2 separate regions of the Homo sapiens genome follow, and region 2 is linked to region 1. Evidence: chromatin loops called from intact Hi-C (ENCODE). Cell type or tissue: B cell. All regions are shown on one strand.

Region 1 (8,000 bases):
ACTCCCAGAAGGGGGCTGTGAGGGCATCAGAACCCTGGGCCCACAGCTGGTGCAGCCCACTCTGCAGGGCCAGCCTGGGTGGCTGTGTGGGCACCTTCCCTGTTCCTGCAGGGCCTCAGCAGCACACAGCAGAGGGACAAGGGGCTGTCCCCCAGGCTCCACGGATGGAAGTCCAAAGACACCTGCCCTTCCCACCCCTCCCCCTGCGCCATCCAGCCTGGGATGGTGAACAAACTTCCCAAGGAGAACAAGCTCGAGTCCCCCAGGACGCTGGAGGTGGGAGCTTGTGGATGGGTCGTGGAGCCGGCAACACCGGCTCGGCTTTCCAGGCCTGTCCCTACAGCTGGGTGACCCACAGGTTACCTTGACCTCTGGCTCTCCTTGATCTTGGCGGCCACTCTGAGGCTGCATGAGCAAGGGTGGCAGGAGAGTAGCTGGGAGGGGGTGGGTGTGGGGCTCTGGGGTCAAGGGGCCATGAGGAGGCCTGGGTAGTGGGCAACAGGGCCCATGGATGCCGAGCTGGAGGCAGCCCCTCCAAAAGCATCCGGTCCAGAGGGAGGTGGGCACAGCTTCCGCGGGGACTCTGGCCTCAGGCCACCAGGACTACCCCACCCTGCACCTTGGACCCACAGGGTGGGTGGGAGCTGTGCCCATGTGCCCATGTGATGCACCACCCTCTCCACTCAGCCCCGTTTGTGAGCCAGTCGCGGTGCAGGACACTGATGGTGCCCTGGAGTCATTTAAACAACGCATGCTGTAGAAAGGGCAGTGTCCAGCCCTGAAGCCCTGGAGAGCCACCATGTCCCCATCAGGGAGGAGCCCAACTGTGCAGACAGCTTGAGAGGCCGGCATCAAGGAGAGGAGGATGAACAGAAAGAGGGATCGGTGTGAGGCCACCCCGTGGGCTGGGGCCATGTGCCCACTCTGCCCTCACCTGCCAGGTGGGGGCCCTGCATGCACCCAGACCCTGCTGTGGGGGGCAGTGAGACCCCCAGTGTGAGTGCCTGGGTGTGTGTGGAGTGAGTGCCTGGGTGTGTGTGGAGTGGGTGCCTGGGTGTGTGCTGAGTGCCTGGGTGTGTGTGGAGTGAGTGCCTGGGTGTGTGTGTGGAGTGAGTGCCTGGGTGTGTGTGTGTGGAGTGAGTGCCTGGGTGTGTGTGGAGTGAGTGCCTGGGTGTGTGTGCTGGGTGTGTGTGGAGTGAGTGCCTGGGTGTGTGTGGAGTGAGTGTCTGGGTGTGTGTGGAGTGAGTGCCTGGGTGTGTGTGCTGGGTGTGTGCAGTGAGTGCCTGGGTGTGTGTGTGTGGAGTGAGTGCCTGGGTGTGTGTGTAGAGTGAGTGCCTGGGTGTGTGTGTGGAGTGAGTGCCTGGGTGTGTGTGTGTGGTGGAGTGAGTGCCTGGGTGTGTGTGTGGAGTGAGTGCCTGGGTGTGTGTGTGTGGAGTGCCTGGGTGTGTGTGTGGAGTGAGTGCCTGGGTTTGTGTGTGGAGTGAGTGCCTGGGTGTGTGTGTGTGGTGGAGTGAGTGCCTGGGTGTGTGTGTGGAGTGAGTGCCTGGGTGTGTGTGTGTGGAGTGCCTGGGTGTGTGTGTGGAGTGAGTGCCTGGGTGTGTGTGTGGAGTGAGTGCCTGGGTGTGTGTGTGTGGTGGAGTGAGTGCCTGGGTGTGTGTGTGGAGTGAGAGCCTGGGTGTGTGTGTGGAGTGAGTGCCTGGGTGTGTGTGGAGTGAGTGCCTGGGTGTGTGTGTGGAGTGAGTGCCTGGGTGTGTGTGTGTGGAGTGAGTGCCTGGGTGTGTGTGTGTGGAGTGAGTGCCTGGGTGTGTGTGTGGAGTGAGTGCCTGGGTGTGTGTGTGTGGAGTGAGTGCCTGGGTGTGTGTGTGGAGTGAGTGCCTGGGTGTGTGTGTGTGGAGTGAGTGCCTGGGTGTGTGTGTGGAGTGAGTGCCTGGGTGTGTGTGTGTGGAGTGAGTGCCTGGGTGTGTGTGGAGTGAGTGCCTGGGTGTGTGTGTGTGGAGTGCCTGGGTGTGTGTGTGGATTGAGTGCCTGGGTGTGTGTGTGGAGTGAGTGCCTGGGTGTGTGTGGAGTGAGTGCCTGGGTGTGTGTGTGTGGAGTGCCTGGGTGTGTGTGTGGATTGAGTGCCTGGGTGTGTGTGTGGAGTGAGTGCCTGGGTGTGTGTGTGTGGTGGAGTGAGTGCCTGGGTGTGTGTGTGTGGAGTGAGTGCCTGGGTGTGTGTGTGGAGTGAGTGCCTGGGTGTGTGTGGAGTGAGTGCCTGGGTGTGTGTGGAGTGAGTGCCTGGGTGTGTGTGGAGTGAGTGCCTGGGTGTGTGTGGAATGCTCACAGAGGACAAGAGAGCTGCCTCTCAGGTGATGGGGAGGGGGTGTTGTACATAGCAGGCTCCTCCTCGGTGGGCCCAGAGTGACGGCTGGGGTGCAGGCTCCCAGAAGCTCTGCCTGCTTCCTGGAATGCCATTTCCTCTTTATTGGGCTGTTTCCCTATCAGTCGACCTGGCGGCTGTGCGCCCCTCATCTCCCCGCGAATGGTTCTGCTCCGTCTGGTTTCATGCGTGGAAGCCAGGTCCACCTGCGTCCAGGGTCCGAGCTCAGTGGCCAGGACCACTGGATCACCCACCCGCCAGCAGGGTGCCTCCACCTGGCCTCACCTCTGCGGCCCACCCCTGGACACAGTGGTCTACGTTTGTCTGACCTTTGGGCTTGGAAACCCTGTCTTGCACCGGGGAGGCCGGGGGATGACAGGACTGGGTGATGACCGTCACTTCACCCCTTGACCACTGAGCTCTTCCTGGTCTCTCACCCTGTCTGCCCAGGCCCTACCGGGAGCTCAGGGGCCACTATCCTTGTGAGCGTTGAGAGGGGAGGTTGTGGGGCACCTGCACAGGCTGGCCCACCTGTTGCTCCAGCCGCAGGGCACACCCCTGGGGAGGGGCTATCTCCACCATGAGCAGGGGCCTCTGGGGCTCTGGGGTGTGTGATGTGTCAGGCCACTCGGTTTCCAGCAAAGCTGGGCTCAGACACTGGAGACAAAGCCGGGGATTTGCCCCCACCCATGGTGCCTCCCCAGGGAGAGCCAAGGCAGGGCGCACACGACACCACTGGCAGGGCTGTGGCCACCTGCGGGCGTCCTGACCCTGAGCTTAGTGCCACCCCGCCGGCAGGTGAGGACACAGAAGCATGCGTGGGCCAGCGCCTCTCCCAGCCGCGCCCCTGCGGACCCCAGCCAGGAGCTCCTCCTTCCTCTCTAAGGACCACCGCTGCCGCCTACCTGTGCGAGCTGAGCGCGCAGCGCCGCGAGCTCCCCCTGCAGACGCGCCCGCTCGGTGCGCAGCGCCGCCGTCTGCTCCTGCAGGACGCGCCTCTCCGCCTGCGCCTCGGCCGCCTCCTGCCCGCCGCTGAGCCTCTGCGGCCTGCAGAGCACCTGGGCCGAAGACGCTGGGCGTGGGCCAGGGATTGGGAGGGCCCGAGTTTCTGAGAGCGGGGTCGTTCCATCTAAGGCTGGCTCTGGCCTCAACTTATTTTCTCCTAAACGGCGTGTCCACAGCTGACTCCTCTGTTGTAGGGGTGCTTACTGTACGGCAAGAAATCCAGCCCCCTGACTCCCTGTGGGCCCCTCCAGGCTCAGTTTCCCCATCTGTCAGCGGGGGACTGGATGGTGCCTGGGTCTCTGCAGGCCTGCTCACCTGCCTCCAGCATCTCTCTAGGCCTCCCTTCATGTTGAGGGACTGATTCTGCAAAGGACCACAGGGCCTCTTCCCTGTAGGCCTGTTCACCGCCTCCTGGTGACAGCGTACCCTGCCCTCCTGGTCACCCTCACCTGTCGCAGGGGCTCCAGCGATACCTCAGCCTTCTGGCACCTGTGCTCCAAGTTGGTGAGCTGTTCTTCCAGCAGCTTCCCCTGCTTGGCCAGACCTTGGCTGTGCCTCCTGCTCTCTTCAAGAGCCTGGCGCAGCGTTTCCAGTTGCTCCTGGGGGGAAGGAGACACAGGGTCCACCTGGAGACACTGGGGGTGGGAGGCCCTGCAGGGAAACCCTGGCCTCAGGGCATCTGCCTAGACCGTCTGGCAGGACCGTATCGCTGGGATGAAAACAGCAAGAACGTGGTTAAGGACAACCTGAAGTGCGTTGATCAGGTGATTGTGTTTGCAATGTAACCTCAAAGGTGTGGACCCCCAGGAAGCCTGAGACGAAAGTCCTGGGGGTCTGGTCTAGCGTGGGCAAAGACTTGGGCTTGGCAGGTTCTCTGCTGCAGCCAGTGGTCTCAGAGGGCACATCAGTGGCATCCCTGCCCTGCCTCCAGCCTTGGTGGCTCCTACTGCCCTTGGGATAAAGCCTGAGGTGACCCTCCCCAAGGCTCCTGGAGCCTGTTCGGCTCAGGCCCTGCTTGCCCCTTCTGCCATCACACTGCATGTTCTCCTGCTTCAGCTCCCACCTGGGGACATGGCTAGTCCCAAACTAAGCTCAGGAGCTCCAGAGTCCGTGAAGCTGGGATGGCCCATGATCCCCGCTGTGTCCCTCACCCCTGCGCCCTCTTCTCAGCCCCTCTGCCTTCAGCTTGTCCAAACCGCCATCATCCACTTGGGACCAGTGACAGCCCTTCAGTTTCCTCACTGTCCCCAGGTGCTACCCCATGATGGCTGAGGGTGCATTTCACTTGACTATCATCGGCCATGCCACTGCCTTGCTCTGGGCCTGTGGTGCTCCCAGCTGCCCCCAGGACACTGCCCGGGGAACTCGCCATCCCTTCGATCACGTGCACCTGCTGCCCTCTGTGCACAGCCTCCCCGCTGGCGCCCCCACCCTACGCTGCTGCCTTCTCCTCCTGCTTGCAGGAATCCTGCCTCCCTGTCATCCCAGGAGGGAGGATGGCACCCGACGTGTCCCCTGAGCCCCAGAGCTGGCAGCTGTTGGGCCTTGAGAGGACCCCAGACGTGTGAAGGAGATTGCAAGGCGTCCGTCATTGGAAGCTTGTTGACTGCAAGTTGGCCTGGTCAGGTCTTGATGAGCCCCGAGCCCTTGCACCTTCCTGAGGGTTTTGTGGGAGAAATGGCCAGCTCCTTCTGGGGTGGCCGGATTCTGAAAACACTTTTTTTTTTGGTCCGACACTTTGTTACTTTAAAAAAGGAAAAGAAGGAAGACAATGCTTGTACCTAAGACTGTGATGCTTCACCCTTCGTGCAATTTTGAAAATTATAATTTTCTATATAATTTTCCAGTAGAAAAGCAGAAGTTTTCTGCAAATATGGCTTAAATATTTCATGGCAGTTTTAAGAGGTCCCAAACCTCTTGTAATGACTCAGCTTTTATGGAATTTGAATGAACCGTAATAATTGAGTGGTACTCCCTTAATGCACAGCCCCACTGGCCCCAGTGAGTTGCTCTCATCTCTTGTGTCCCTTTGGCTCTAAATCCTGATGCTGTGTGAGAGGCAGGCTGGCAAAACAAACCTTGAAAACGTGGATTCAGTCTGAGGGCTTAAGTAGCTACAGGAAAGAACCCCAGCCCTTCTCCCCCAGAGCTGAGTGCTCAGGGATGAGCCTGGGCTCCGGAGGCTCCTACCCCAGAGCCTGAGCAGGGATGAGCCTGGGCTCCAGAGGCTCCTACCCCAGAGACTGAGCAGGGATGAGCCTGGGCTCCTGAGGCTCCTACCCCAGAGACTGAGCAGGGATGAGCCTGGGCTCCAGAGGCTCCTACCCCAGAGACTGAGCAGGGATGAGCCTGGGATCCTGAGGCTCCTACCCCAGAGACTGAGCAGGGATGAGCCTGGGATCCTGAGGCTCCTGACCCAGAGACTGAGCAGGGATGAGCCTGGGCTCCTGAGGCTCCTACCCCAGAGACTGAGCAGGGATGAGTCTGGGATCCTGAGGCTCCTACCCCAGAGCCTGAGCAGGGATGAGCCTGGGCTCCTGAGGCTCCTACCCCAGAGCTTGAGCAGGGATGAGCCTGGGCTCCTGAGGCTCCTACCCCAGAGACTGAGCAGGGATGAGCCTGGGATCCTGAGGCTCCTACCCCAGAGCTTGAGCAGGGATGAGCCTGGGCTCCTGAGGCTCCTACCCCAGAGACTGAGCAGGGATGAGCCTGGGATCCTGAGGCTCCTACCCCAGAGCTTGAGCAGGGATGAGCCTGGGATCCTGAGGCTCCTACCACAGAGACGGAGCAGGGATGAGCCTGGGATCCTGAGGCTCCTACCCCAGAGCTTGAGCAGGGATGAGCCTGGGCTCCTGAGGCTCCTACCCCAGAGACTGAGCAGGGATGAGCCTGGGATCCTGAGGCTCCTACCCCAGAGCTTGAGCAGGGATGAGCCTGGGATCCTGAGGCTCCTACCCCAGAGCCTGAGCAGGGATGAGCCTGGGATCCTGAGGCTCCTACCCCAGAGACTGAGCAGGGATGAGCCTGGGCTCCTGAGGCTCCTACCCCAGAGACTGAGCAGGGATGAGCCTGGGCTCCTGAGGCTCCTACCCCAGAGACTGAGCAGGGATGAGCCTGGGATCCTGAGGCTCCTACCCCAGAGCCTGAGCAGGGATGAGCCTGGGCTCCAGAGGCTCCTACCCCAGAGACTGAGCAGGGATGAGCCTGGGCTCCTGAGGCTCCTACCCCAGAGACTGAGCAGGGATGAGCCTGGGCTCCTGAGGCTCCTACCCCAGAGCTTGAGCAGGGATGAGTCTGGGCTCCTGAGGCTCCTACCCCAGAGACTGAGCAGGGATGAGCCTGGGCTCCTGAGGCTCCTACCCCAGAGACTGAGCAGGGATGAGCCTGGGATCCTGAGGCTCCTACCCCAGAGACTGAGCAGGGATGAGCCTGGGATCCTGAGGCTCCTACCCCAGAGCTTGAGCAGGGATGAGCCTGGGATCCTGAGGCTCCTACCCCAGAGCCTGAGCAGGGATGAGCCTGGGATCCTGAGGCTCCTACCCCAGAGACGGAGCAGGGATGAGCCTGGGATCCTGAGGCTCCTACCCCAGAGACTGAGCAGGGATGAGCCTGGGCTCCAGAGGCTCCTACCCCAGAGACTGAGCAGGGATGAGTCTGGGCTCCTGAGGCTCCTACCCCAGAGACTGAGCAGGGATGAGCCTGGGCTCCAGAGGCTCCTACCCCAGAGACTGAGCAGGGATGAGCCTGGGCTCCTGAGGCTCCTACCCCAGAGACTGAGCAGGGATGAGCCTGGGCTCCTGAGGCTCCTACCCCAGAGACTGAGCAGGGATGAGCCTGGGCTCCTGAGGCTCCTACCCCAGAGCCTGAGCAGGGATGAGCCTGGGCTCCTGAGGCTCCTACCCCAGAGCTTGAGCAGGGATGAGCCTGGGCTCCTGAGGCTCCTACCCCAGAGCCTGAGCAGGGATGAGCCTGGGCTCCTGAGGCTCCTACCCCAGAGACTGAGCAGGGATGAGCCTGGGATCCTGAGGCTCCTACCCCAGAGCTTGAGCAGGGATGAGCCTGGGCTCCTGAGGCTCCTACCCCAGAGACTGAGCAGGGATGAGCCTGGGATCCTGAGGCTCCTACCCCAGAGCTTGAGCAGGGATGAGCCTGGGATCCTGAGGCTCCTACCCCAGAGCTTGAGCAGGGATGAGCCTGGGATCCTGAGGCTCCTACCCCAGAGACTGAGCAGGGATGAGCCTGGGCTCCAGAGGCTCCTACCCCAGAGACTGAGCAGGGATGAGTCTGGGCTCCTGAGGCTCCTACCCCAGAGACTGAGCAGGGATGAGCCTGGGCTCCAGAGGCTCCTACCCCAGAGACTGAGCAGGGATGAGCCTGGGCTCCTGAGGCTCCTACCCCAGAGACTGAGCAGGGATGAGCCTGGGCTCCTGAGGCTCCTACCCCAGAGACTGAGCAGGGATGAGCCTGGGCTCCTGAGGCTCCTACCCCAGAGCCTGAGCAGGGATGAGCCTGGGCTCCTGAGGCTCCTACCCCAGAGACTGAGCAGGGATGAGCCTGGGATCCTGAGGCTCCTACCCCAGAGCTTGAGCAGGGATGAGCCTGGGCTCCTGAGGCTCCTACCCCAGAGACTGAGCAGGGA
Region 2 (8,000 bases), 59 kb before region 1:
AAGGTGTGAGGTTGAAGTTGAGGTTTTTTTTTTATACATATAAGGATATTTAATTGTTTCAACCCCATTTGTTGAAAAGATTATCATTTCTCCATTGGATTTAAATCTTTTTCAAAAATTAATTGGCTATATTTGTTTGGGCTTAATTCTGAATTTCCTCTCCTGTTTCATTGATCCATGTGTCAGTCCCTTTGCCAATATCACACTGAATTGATCACTGTGGCTTTACAGTAAATCTTAATACTCAGTAGTGTGATTCCTCAAAATTTATTCTTCATCAAAATTGTTTTGGTTTTCTAAATTCTTTTTCTTGCCATATAAATTTTAGAAGCAGTTTGTCTACATTTACAAAAGATTCTGCTGAGACCTCTGTTGGAATCATGTTAAATCTATAAATCAATTTAGAGAGCACTGCCATATTTACTACGTTGAGTCTTCTAATCCATGAACATGGTATGTCTGTCCATTTACTTGATCTTGATTTCTTTCATCAGCACTTTGTAGTTTTTCAGCATGCAAATTCTCTAATGTTTTAGTAGATTTATACTAAAGTCTTTCAATTTGAGAGGAGCTATTATAAATGGTATTGTCAATACAATTTAGATCAGATTACACAGATTCCTTCAACTTGGGGGAGCTCAGGAGTTCATAAGTAACTTTATGGAGTTGCTGTCCCAAGATTCACCCTCCAGTTTCCCCAGTACTTTCCAGTTTTCTGGGGCTACCTTTTTCAGTCCTCTGGCAAAAACGCTGCGGCTTTTATTTCCCTACCTTGCCACTTTTATAATGATGGCATTCATGGCTGGGACCAAGTAATGGGATGACAGACAAAGGGAAAAACAACAGGAAAGGGAAAAACAATACCCAACCCCTTTGAAACCACAGCACCTCCAACTGGAGAGGAAGGTTTCTTCCTTCGCAGTTTAAGGGCACTTGAGGATTCCCCAACTTCTGCACTGTCAGCCCTGCTTCTTAAGCTGGACTAGAGGGCTTCTCCTGGAGCACTCTTTCTGTCCGTGTGGATGCCCACTTCTGGTTTTGAGGTGGCTTTGAGTCCTGGCTGGGGGGATACCAAAGCAAAAAACAAAAAATGGTAAACTCACCACTGGTTTGGTGGTACTTCGAAGCTTGGTCTTCTTCCCCAATCCACCTGCTACTATTTACTTTTCAGAGTCCTCTGACAGCTACTCCATGCATTCTGTCCAGGATTGTAGCTGTATTCAGTGGGGGAGAGACAGGGGTAGACTGTGCTTACTCTATCTTTTTCAGAACCAGAAACCCATTCTATTACTTTACAATTACCTGTGTCTTTATACTTAGAGTGGGTTCTTGTGACAGCATATAGTTGGGTATTGCTTTTCAATTCAATTTGACAATCTTTGCCTTTTATTTGTATGTTTAATCATTTTACATTTTAATGTAACTACCAATATGACTAGACTGAACCTATCATCTTGCTATCGGCTTTTACTTGTCCCACTTCTTTCTTTTTTTCCTCTCTTCCTGCCTTCTGGATTGAGTATTTTTAGGATTCAATTTCTATCTCCACAATTGGTTTATTAGCTGTAATTCTTTATTATTATTTTTCACTTGTTTTGGGTTTACAATGTATATCTTTTACTTACACAGCCTACCTTCAAACAGTATATACCACTTTATGTAATATAGGGACCTTACAATATTATACTTCCATTTCTTCTTATCTTTTACATTGGAGTTGGTAAACTATAACCCACAGACCAAATCTTGCCTGCCATCAATTTTTAAAAGTACAGTTTTATTGGAACACAGCCATACCTATTCATTTACATATTGTCTATGGCTGGCTGCTTTCACATTACAATGGTAGAGTTGAGTTGTGATAGAGACCATATGGCTCACAAAGCCAAAAGTATTTACTTTCTGGCCCTTTACAGAAAAAGTTTGCACAGCTTGGTTTATGTTATTGGAGTCATCTATTTTATTTCTGCATGTAAGTTTTATTATTTTAAAATTTTTCTTTAAAGGGATTAAAAAGTCTTCAACCCACATATTTATCATTTTTAACACTCTTCATTCTTTTGTGTAGATCCAGATTTTCCCTTGGTACCAGTTTTTTTTTGCTTCTGACTAAATAATTTCCTTTAACATTTTTTTGTAATGCAGGTATGCTGGTGATGAATGCTCTTCATTTTTGTTTGTGTAAAAAAGTCTTTATTTCAGCTTAACTTTTGAAATGTAGTTTTGCTGGTAATACAGTACACTAGGTTGATGGTTTTTTCTTTCAGTGCTTTGAAGGTGTTACTCCAGTGTCTCCTGGCTTGCATTGTTTTTGACGAGAAGTCTGTTTCATTCTTGTTTCGCTGTATGTAATGTGGCTTTTTCCTCTGGCTGTTTTTGAGGTTTTTTATCATTAGTTTTCAGCAATTTGATTATGGTATGGCTTTGCATGGTTTTCTTCATGCTTTTCTTGGAAATGTGGGTTTTAGTTTTCATCAAATGTGGAAAATGTTTGGGTATTATTTCTTCACATACTTTTTCTATAACACTCCTTTCCACACCCATCTCCATCCTCCTTCGCAGACTCCAAATACGTGGATCCCAGGCTGCTTAATATTGTTCTCCATCCTCCTTTGCAGACTGCACATACATGGATCCCAGGCTGCTTGATACTGTTCTTCATCCTCCTTCACAGACTCCAAATACGTGGATCCCAGGCTGCTTGATACTGTTCTCCATCCTCCTTCGCAGACTCCAGATACGTGGATCCTATTACCCTAATATCGTTCTGCAGGTTGCTGAAGATCTCTTCTTTTTCTTTTAGTCTTATTCTCTCTGTGATGCATATTGAATTGTTTCTGTTTCACTCTTCAGGTTCATTGATCTTTCCTTCTGCAATATCTAACCTGCTGTAAATACTATTCAGTGTATTTTAAAAACTCAGATATATTTTTCATTTCTACAAGTTTTTAAAAATACCTTCTACTTCTCATTAGGTTTTTTTCCCCTCAACAATCTTGATTATAGGAGCATATTCATAATAGATAATTAAACATTTGTATCTGCTAATTCTGTCATTTCTGGTGCCTGTTTCTATTGATCTATTTTTCTCCTGACTGTGAGTTATATGTTACTTCTTTGTAGACCTGATAATTTTTGACTGGGTATTTTGGAGTTCTGGATTCTGTTGTATTATTGATATACTCCTGTTGAGGAGTATAGGATTTTATTCTGGCACATGGCTCAATGACTTAGGATCAGTTTGATCCTTTTAAGCTTTCTTTAAGATCTGTTAGGGCAGGTCGACATTAGTCTTTAGTTCAGCACTACTAAAGTGACACCCCACTGAGGACTCTATGCAATAGACTCCCAGCCCTGTTTGAGCTCCAGGAAGTGTTTGACTTACTGCTTTCTAGTGGTTCTTTCCCCAGCCTTGCAGATTTCATCCTGAGCCTGATAATAATAAGCCAAAATTCAGGGAGGTCTCCTCTTGATCTCATGCTCCCTCCTGCCTCAGGAGCACCATCCTGTAGCCACTGAACTAGGATCTTTGTCTCCTCAATTCAAAGGGACTGCTGGACTCTCAGTTCCTCCTCCCAGCACAGTGGAGTGGAAACTGCCCCAGGCAGAATCTGGGGCAATTGTAGGGCTCACCTCATTTGATTCCCTTTTCTCAGGGGTGACAGGCTTGTGCTGTCTGTTGTCTAATGGCTGAAAAGGGTTTCACAGATTTTGTCTGTTTTTCTAGGTGTTGATGGTGAGAGGGAAATTCCAAGAGCAGTTAATTCTTGTTGGCCAGAAGCAGAAGACTAGAGACTCTTTTTTGTAGTGTCCAATTTGTGGCCCACTTCCTGTCAGACCTGATTAGACTGTCAGCATCTGCGCCTTGTAATACAGTCAATCAGTCATTACGTTAGCACCACCGTCAGTCTGTTGTTTCTTTCTTCTTCCTCTTTTGTTTTTTTTTAGACAGAGTCTCACTCATTCTGTTACCCAGGGTGGAGTGCAGTGGTGCGATCTCAGCTCACTGCAACCTCTGCCTCCCGGGTTCAAGCAATGCTCCAGCCTCAACCTCCCGAGTAGCTGGGATTACAGGCATGCAGCACCACGTCTGGCTAACTTTTGTATTTTTGGTACAGATGGGGTTTCACCACGTTGGCCAGGCTGGTCTTGAACTCCTGACCTCAAGTGATCCGCCCGCCTCAGCCTCCCAAAGTGCTGGGATTACAGGCATAAGCCACCACACCCGGCCAGTCTGTTTCTTATTATTCACTCTACTTGCATCATTATTCTGTAGAAAACACGGTTTATTTGCAAAAAATTTTTGAAACCACTTATCCGTTTCCTGACATGAATTTAGTGAAATACATTGATATTTAGATAACAATCTGGGCAAAGTGAGCTGTGACACGGAACAGTGACTTTAAAGCAGCCAAATAGGTGAGGCTGCCTCCTCCCGCTCCTGCCCCACCCTCCCCTCAGGACACACCCTGGCCTCCCATGCACTCGGCAAAGACTGATGGAGGGCCCATGACCCTCTGTGTCTTACGGGTAAAACAGAATTTCCTCCTGAATTTTTTAAACTAAAAATAACCTGAATAGTTTGTCTTTAGCATCTCCCTGGAGAGAAGCAGCACCTGGTGCGTCCACAGAAGTCGGCACAGTGGGTGAGCCTCTGGAGGCAGGTGCAACAATCAGACACGAAAGCCATTTTTATACTGTAGGCTGCAATCTCCAGTTGGCCTTTTAATTCCTCTAACAAGTCACAACTAGCAGTTAAACAACACAAAATAGAATAGAAAATAGTGAAAGGTCAGTTTTCTTTCTGATTCCCGTTACTTTCCCTTGTGTGCTGAGGGTTCTAGAGTAGGAGAGGAAGATGTTAAAAAAGTCAAGAGTCACCCAGGCTGGAAGAGGAGACTTGTGAACTTTGTCATCCCTCCTGGCATTTCACAGATGGAAACCAAGGCCCAGAGAGGGGAAGGGGTTGCTCAGCCTCACACAGCACCCTGGAGGCAGCATCCATCTTTTGCTTCCTATTTTCCCTGCAGTTGGTGGCTTAGGATCCAGGCTGAGCGGGAAGCGCTGGGGAGTGGGAAGGGGGCAGAGGCATCCTCCCACCCCAGAGACAGGTGTGAGGTGAGTCAGATGGCAAGGAAGGAAGGGGAAAGTGGCTATGGGGGTGTTCACGGCACAAAGCCACCATCAGCCATGGTGGCCTGCAGGCACTTGGCCAGTTACCTGTCTCACAGCGAAGTCCCTTGAAGGGCTCGGCACACAAGCAGGTGTAATTCCCCACTAGGTCAACACAAGAGCCTCCATTCAGGCAGGGGTCAGGGCTGCAGTCGTCCACATCTGAGGGGCAGCAGAGGTGCGGGCTTGGCTTGAGCCAGGCCACAACCACCCTGTGCCCAGCACCTGGCCACGGGCAGGAGCCCCTCTCCAATCCGAAGCCAGGCCACTCACCCATCTCGCAGGCTGCTCCGGTGTATCCGGCCTGGCACACACACACCGCAGAGCCATTCTCCACCTGGCACTGGCCACCATGTTGACACTCTTTGGTGTCACAGGGGGATTGGGCTAGAGTGAGGAGGTGTAGACAGGACGATGGACTCCCAGTTATGGTTACCTGAGGGGACAGAAACCCCTGGGACGTACACTGAGCCCCACCCCCAACTGGCTTACATTGCAGGGGGGCCTGGCAGGCAGGTTTCTGAGCGGGCGACAGGCAAGAAAGAGGCCTGGCCAGGCAGTCCTGACTGGCCACCCGAAGCTCTGTCTGAACTGGGTCTAATTCAGCAAACCTGGGATGGAGGGATGGGTGTGTATGCTGGGCAGGGGCAAATGGGGGTGCATGGAAATCACTCCCACTCTTGGGGGATGGTCCCTCCCTAGGTGGCTCTTATTCCAAGTGGACTGTGAGAAGAGCTGTGGTCAAGGATGCAGGCTGTGACTGAGCCTGGAAGGGTGTGCAGCACCCAGGGTGTAGGAGTGGCCCCTGGGGCGAGAGGCTGGGTGGGGCAGGCAGTGGCCTGTGCAGGAACGGCCAGGGCAAAGGGACTCTGGCCCCCAGTTACTGAGTGGGAGTGAGCTAGGGGAGCCCACCCTCTGCCCTCCCTCCTCACCGGATGCTGGCCCTCCTTGAGTCCAGAGCACCTGGCCCACACATCCCAGGTCTCTCCTTTGCCCTGGCCAGCAGAGCCAGACGCAGAGGAGAACCACATCCCCTGTCTTACTGACAGCTCATACCCAGAACAAACTCAGAAACAAGAGTGATAGCCAAAGCGTGTGTCCCTCCCTGGAGTCATGGGGGAATGGTGGGGCCCTCTCTTTGGCATAGGAAGGAGACAGGAGGGCCTGACTACTCCCCCAGGAGGTGTGAAAGCCCTTTGGTGGCTGATGGGACATGGTGATCCCTGTCTCCCTGACCCCAACTCCGCTAGGTGGAGGAGCATGCACACCCTAGCCTTTAGTTGCGGGCGCCCCTGCTGTTATGGGTTCTGGGGGCCAAGGTGGCTTCCAAGATCAGGGAGCCCCTGTGGGGGGTCGAGGCGGGAAGGCTTGTACCCAAGGCTTGTGCCACAGCTGCACTGAGAAAGTGAAGGCTCACGGTCCGAGGCCACACGTACAACTGACATGCTGCAGACCCAAGACCTGAACCAGCCTCCTGGCGCCAAGCCTCAAGCCCTCTTAGGGGACCTCACCAGGCTGCACATCACAGAGGGGCTCCTGGAGCCTGGGGCATAGCCGAGGAGCAGCCCATTCCTGGGAAGCTCTGCCCAGTCACCCTTGGGGACCCTCATCATAGGCCTGGGTCCTCCCGCAGCCAGGCCCCTGGCCAGCACCGCACAGGGAGAGCACTGAGCAAGAGGAAGGAGATCCTGCCAGCCTCCCTGGCCTTTACCAAGGGACAGACGCCTGCAGGGCTGAGTCTGCCACGGCACCAATGCCACAGAAGCCCGACTCCCACCCGTCTCACGTTGAGAGCACGTGGGCAAGCAGGGCAGGAGTTTCTGGATGAAGAAAGGCTCCTATGAATGGAGCTTGCTCCGACACTGGCTGTGGGAAGACAGTGGCAGGGCTCGGGGAGCAAGGGATAACTGGGGTCACTGTGCTGTCACCTATGTGTGATCTGTAAACACACTGGCAAGCCCATCTCGCCAGGTGGGAATTGTGCTTCACTGCTTTGGACCTTGAAGTCACATTTCCATTGCATTCCTGCAGAACTTCATTCTAATGTACTTTCAGGTGCAAAAGTCCCTTACTGCCATTCAACTATAGCTCTCTCCAATACCAATATGTGTAAACACAGGAAGGAAGTACTTTAAAAAACCTCCCATGACCATAAATATCTGATAAGAATTGTTTTTTTCTAGATTGAGATATTGATATAGTCACTATTTGAATGCATTGATCTAAACAATCTATTACATGTTTTTGTAAGCGACTGTCACACAGGACACGCACACCTGGCTGAGCTGGGTGGGGAGCAGCAGGTCACGGTGCTTTGATTTTAGGGGCTCCCTTTGCAAAGCTCCCTGAGCAGAGCCCTATGGTGAGATGGAGAGCAGGAATTGGGGGGGGGTCCACCTTTCTTTACCAGGTGGGTGAAGGGCATGGGTGAGGGGCCTAAAGAGGTGCCGGGGGAAGGGCAGTAAGTAGAGGCTGACTCTGATGACAACTGCTTCGAAAGAGCTGGGCTCTGAACTGGGAGGGCAAGCTGAGGTTTGGTAGCAGCAGTGAGGATGGAGAGGGACTCCAGGCCCCACCTAGGCTGTGAGACCCCCTTTCCCTGAAGGCAGGGGCAGGAGAGAAACAGCGTCCAGGAGCAGCCGCAGGGAGCGGCAGGGACCGTGTGGCTGTGCCCTTCCTGCCCCACAGCCAGCCCATCTGACCCCAGAAGCACTTCACGTTCCCCTCAAGCTGGTCCTGGGCTGAGAGGGGGTCTGACGGCCCCACCACATCCCCAGCGGGCTCCCATCCGGGCTCTGGTGCCTGTCTGACCCTGATCCTGGCCTGGT

The links. Hi-C counts contacts between places; a loop is a spot of excess contacts. Peaks named below come from ENCODE experiments on the same cell type or tissue, not always from the same donor. Only the 100,000 strongest peaks of a DNase experiment are listed, where the experiment ranks them.
Region 2: a loop joins it to region 1, with 5 times the contacts of the local background. A loop is called at or near these places in 8 of 110 quality-filtered maps.

The regions. Positions count from the first base shown.
Region 1 is chr2:240,978,840-240,986,839 of GRCh38, reverse strand. CROCC2 (ciliary rootlet coiled-coil, rootletin family member 2) reads right to left here. Exons shown (of 32, transcript NM_001351305.2): 28 at 3,811-3,960. It overlaps TANAR (TWIST1 associated long noncoding RNA regulated by androgen receptor), which reads left to right and starts at 703. Exons shown (of 2, transcript NR_186276.1): 1 at 703-941; 2 at 3,155-5,325. RefSeq lists enhancers at 2,471-2,977, 3,009-3,128, 3,139-3,218, 2,978-3,485 and a silencer at 3,299-3,458. In B cell, CTCF peaks have their summits at 3,080 and 3,279; a DNase peak (open chromatin) is centred at 3,299; H3K27me3 peaks cover 1,043 bases.
Region 2 is chr2:241,037,634-241,045,633 of GRCh38, reverse strand. SNED1 (sushi, nidogen and EGF like domains 1) reads right to left here. Exons shown (of 32, transcript NM_001080437.3): 7 at 5,446-5,559; 8 at 5,221-5,334. The region is part of intron 1 of SNED1-AS1 (SNED1 antisense RNA 1); the gene reads left to right. It also overlaps a transcript of MTERF4 not described here. Among named protein-coding and RNA genes, the nearest start is that of SNED1-AS1, 22 kb to the left of the region's middle. RefSeq lists enhancers at 3,546-3,775, 4,226-4,275. In B cell, no CTCF peak of the experiment used is centred here; DNase peaks (open chromatin) are centred at 3,763, 4,523 and 7,026; H3K4me3 peaks cover 1,750 bases; H3K27ac peaks cover 3,299 bases.